2 separate regions of the Homo sapiens genome follow, and region 2 is linked to region 1. Evidence: read pairs that join two places in POLR2A ChIA-PET (ENCODE). Cell type or tissue: OCI-LY7. All regions are shown on one strand.

Region 1 (2,500 bases):
ATTGTGATCGTCATTATAGATTCAGTGAACTCTACTTGGTGGCCAAAAGCAATGAAAAATGCTTGTCTTAAATCACAGAAGACCTGAGGACAAGTGGGTAGTGAAAGTACGCTAGGTAATCTTAGTTCCTTAGTAAGATTAACTCCTTGTTACCTCTCATGTCTGTTGAGCACCAAATTTGTAAAGGCAGCTACAAATCCCAGACTTTCCTAAACCAAAAACTGGCTTCACCACCTGCTACTCCCTCTAGAAATTGGAGAAGACATCGTATTACATAGGTGAACCCAATAGCATTGTGACATGATGCTGCCACTGCCATCATCGAAGTGATCATGAATGAATCCTCACCATTCTCATTCAGGAGTCAAGACCCCAAACAGAATGATCTGGTTAACAAAGGCAAGGTCACAGGACTGAGCCCCAGCTGCCAAGAGGCCTGAAAACTTTCATTTCTCTTTCTTAACTTCTGACTTGGAGACAAGGTACCTTATTACAATAATAGTATACACAGTGGCATTTTCCATTTAAATAGAATGGCATGTTGGCAGTAGGATTGCTAAAAAATAAAAGAAAAAAAGAAAAAAGTCTACTACCGTGGCAAGGGATCATTTTGAATGACCACTCCTAGTTCTATGGGAACTCTACAACTATCTAAATGAAGGAACAACTGTAGTTGGTGAGTCTGAGCCTCTCCATCCACTTTTCACCTCATCTGTGCAGCACCAGACTGACTTCACTGCACTGGCTTCACTTGAAAAGGTGGGTGTCAGACACATATTAACTGAGCAGAGAACCACAAAGCTTCTCAAGGTCTGGATAGCTGATGGAGCCCACAGCTGAGATTTGCTTCACTTGACATTGATATTGGTTTTTTGTTTTTGTTTTTTATAAGATAACTCATTTGTTAGGAGTAAATGAGATCTTCTCCTTTATGTGGCAAATGGTTGGCATTACAAGTTTGACATTCAGGAACCCGACAAAGAAAAGCTGATCATGTTATCTGGAGGGGAGGGAAAAGGTCAAGTTCTAAGATTGGGACCCAAACTCACAGTATTAAGGCAAAAATTGAAGAGAAGGTCCATGTTTTCGAGCATAGGTCTGTCAAGAATTCACTAACACACACTGAAAGACGTTATTATACTCACTTTACAGAAGAAGAATCAGAGTCTTAAGTATTTTAAGTAACTTGTATGACTTTGCATGATACAGCTCATCAGTAGTAGAGAAACTTGGCCTATCTAACTCCAAGCTCTGTGCTAGCCATTACATGATCTTCTTAGCTTGTTTCTCTCCTTTTCATCACTCTGTAGCCTCATTTTAAACTTACGACTGAAAGAGATAGAAACACAAAGAAAAGACCAGCTAATTAAGTAATGATTATTTCTAAGCAAGATTGAGGGTGCTGTTGTGGCATGATTAATGGTGCGACAAGTCCCACTTAGTATTCAGGAAATGACCAATTGCATGAGTGCAGACACAAAGTCTCAGAAGGTTACAACTATTCTTATGGAGAATTACCCTTTCGGCTTCTTCCACCAGAGCCTCACAGTGGTCTCCTCAAATGTACTTTAGTGAAAAATCAAGTAGGAAGACAGCCTCATCTCCGAATCCGCTGGGTTTCTAGGGTGACAGCCACATCAATAAAGCCACAGAGAAGTGGCAGATAATGTGACATGTCTTTATAGGAATAACCCGATGCCTGGCTGATAGCTGTAGTTCTCACCAAGAAAGGAAGCGTACGATGGCTATTACAATTTACATATGGGTGTTGTATATCATGAAAAATTAGATTTACTATATAAATAAATTTAACCTCTGTTATAAACAGGATCTTGGATTTTATGTGTGATTCACTGAAAAGCTCCTTTAAGTAGTCAGTTTTCCTATTATATTTACATTTTTTATAACTTACTATACAGGGGCTCTGAGATTGCAAAATTTAAGATTTCAGCATTAGTAGCTACCGCAATAAAAAATTAAGCATAGGTAAAACACATTTTTAAAATTATAATGTATATATTATATTACAGGAAATAGGAGTAGATGAGAAAAATCAAATGGAAACCCAGCCACTCACGATTATGACTACTACATCAATTGAGGTTTAAAGGTATTTCCCCATTGTAAAACAGGGATTAATATATTTATAATAGTATCATTTAAAAACAGTTGCATTTAAGCTTTCCTTTCCCACAAGGACATTTTTTTTTTTTTTTTGCTTAAACAAGGAGAATAAAACTCTCATATTGACTTTATATTGTATAGCCTACTACTAATAATTAAATAAACTCAAGCCTGTAATCCCAGCACTTTTGGAGGCCGAGGTGGGCACATCATAAGGTCAGGAGATCGAGACTATTCTGGCTAACACGGTGAAACCCCGTCTCTATTAAAAATACAAAAATAATTAGCCAGGCGTGGTGGCAGGTGCCTGTAGTCCCAGCTACTCAGGAGGCTGAGGCAGGAGAATGGCATGAACCCAGGAGGCGGAGCTTGCAGT
Region 2 (2,500 bases), 110 kb before region 1:
GTGAGATAGCAGTTACACGAGAAGCAGATTTATGTGTCATGTATACAAATCAATAACAAAACTAAGTTTCTTAAGTCTTTCTAGTAATCATGGGAAGAAATATGTAACATGTATTCTGGAGGCATGGACGAGAGATACTCAGTGACTGGTGACTAGATGTTAGAAAGTAGCCTCTCGGCTATGAGTCAAGGACCATATATTAAGTGATCTTTACATCCTAAACAGGGCTTAGCATAGGATGTGCACATATTAGTTGCTACTTAAATGCTTTCTAATATATTGATTTGCTAAGCAGACTGATAATGCAGATAAAATTTCACAGGCATTACTTGACTTTGCAAATACTTTTCAGAATTCAAATAAATTATTTATGTACTACCCATGAATTAGAGACTATCCATTCATTATCATATAAATTATATTACTTGATTTCCTTGCTGAAAATCTTCCAGTGGCTTCCTGTTGCCTATAGGACCTAAACAATTTGGCATTTGCTCATCTCTCCTACCTTAATTTCTATCACTTTCCACCTTGAGTATTCCATACTGTACTTTCTATTTCTCTTCAGGGTCTTTACACTCACTGTTTCTCTTTTTGGAATGTTCTTCCACAGATATTTCCGTGGCCCACTCTTTCACATCCTTTAACTTTTGTTCTGATATTCTGACCTCTCAGATCACCTCTTCCTAAAGTGGCTGTCTTCTTATTCTCTTTCCCTTACCCTGATTCATTTTTCTTCATGGTATATATCACTGCCTGAAATTATATTTATTGTTTTGGTGTGTCAAGTTCAGTACCTGGTATATAATGCCCACTAAACATTTTCCTAAAAAAAATCAATTTTTCTAATCAATATGTTTGAGTGCTATAGACCAAAGGGTTGGTCGGTTGTCAGGCAGGTAAGCAGACCCTGTATAAGACAACAGGGTGTGGCGGGAGCAGCAACCATGTGTGAACAGTTTAGGCTTGATTAAGAGGTATGCAAATAAAAAATAAGTAAAATGTTGTGTCGACCAAATAAGATATATCTGGGGACCAGATTGGGCCCAACTGTTTTGGGTTTACATAAGTTACACAATAAATAGCAGTGACTATCTCGTGATAGTTTTGGAGAAAATACTGTTTTCTATAAATATGTATTTCCACTTCTCTCTTTTCCTTTTTTTTCATCTTATCACACTTAGTATTTTTTCCTTCAGATGTAAAGGTGAATTAGCACGGTGTATGCACTCAATACTGTCTGTTCAGCTCCCTAATGATATGAACAGTGAATGCAAATGTAAACCTATCTGTAGGTTTTCTAATCACAGAAACAGGAAGCTCCAAATTTAAGAACATAGAATCAGTGATGCAAATGTGTTGGGGGTGGGGGAGCTTGCCAAGGACAGACAGAAAATAGAAAAAGTCACCCTTCACTTCTGATGCCTACTCTCAATCAAGTCTCAGATAGGGGCAATTTCCAGAGAAATGATCATCCTATAGGTATGAATAGGTTAATGAAGCTATAAAGCCTTTGTTTGCCCACCAGACCTGTTTTCTCTTCTCTTCCTGGGAAACTAAGGCTTCTCTTAAGCCATTCTCTGATTCTCTGATATCTTAACTGGTCTGTGATAGGGTTCAGATTCAGTCAATCTATTATCATCTCCTATTTATATTTCTCTGCAATCAATGACCATGCTGTATTGCTTCAGGCTGTGATTCACAATCATAAACTGTAGTTTATATTTATCAACTTCATTTATGAGAAAAATTGGGCACGCAGGATGTAATTACATTGTCATGAGCTGCTAAAGACAAACACTGAGGCTCACACATCAGTGACCACAGAAGTCAGACCCGTTCTCCCCAACAGCTCAGTTTGTGTGTCCAAATCTCTATAGCTCTACTGGCATCTAGGAGCTGCAATTTCCTGTGTGTGTGTTTTAAGTTGCCTTGTTCAGATTTCTAGCAAATTGGAGTAACATTTGGTGATAGAGACGTCCGCATTTTCAATAGAACTTTATATTTTTTTGTGAGACAATGATCAGCCTTGTAGCAGTTGGCCATAATTTAGATTAATTTACAGTGGAGCTGTCAAGTCTAGAATTAACAGAGAAAACCTAGCATAAACTAATCTGTCAGTTCAAGGCACAGACTTCAATCCTTTAATCACAGCTAAACTCTTTTACTTCTGGGGCACCAAAGCTGTCCTCACAGCAGGGTGTTATGGCATGTTTGTAATGTCTGAAGGGTAAAAATATGCTCAAATTGCAGTTCAAATACTGTGTTTTTAAGCAACAGCAGCTTGTAGATGTTGTTAAACTCTCTGCCTTTTTTTTTTTCCTGGAATGATTTGATTATCATCGTAAGGTCCTCTTTAGAATTCCTTACTTTCAAAACAGATACACTAAAATTTAGGCTTTTCTCCCCCATAGGTCAGTGCTCTGTATTAGTTTGGAAAAAGATGACCAGATTTTCAGTGGGCTAGATCAACACTAGAATGCAACAAATGAATTGATTG

The links. ChIA-PET counts read pairs that join two places held together with the same protein. Peaks named below come from ENCODE experiments on the same cell type or tissue, not always from the same donor. Only the 100,000 strongest peaks of a DNase experiment are listed, where the experiment ranks them.
Region 2: POLR2A ChIA-PET joins it to region 1 with 17 read pairs; 2 of 35 experiments call an interaction of 5 or more read pairs at or near these places.

What each region holds. Positions count from the first base shown.
Region 1 is chr1:107,246,126-107,248,625 of GRCh38, reverse strand. All of the region lies in intron 2 of NTNG1 (netrin G1), which reads right to left. Among named protein-coding and RNA genes, the nearest start is that of NTNG1, 110 kb to the right of the region's middle. In OCI-LY7, no CTCF peak of the experiment used is centred here; DNase peaks (open chromatin) are centred at 415 and 1,455; H3K4me3 peaks cover 873 bases; H3K27ac peaks cover 1,790 bases.
Region 2 is chr1:107,358,487-107,360,986 of GRCh38, reverse strand. All of the region lies in intron 3 of NTNG1 (netrin G1), which reads right to left. Among named protein-coding and RNA genes, the nearest start is that of NTNG1, 220 kb to the right of the region's middle. In OCI-LY7, no CTCF peak of the experiment used is centred here; DNase peaks (open chromatin) are centred at 996, 1,336 and 1,856; H3K4me3 peaks cover 2,500 bases; H3K27ac peaks cover 2,500 bases.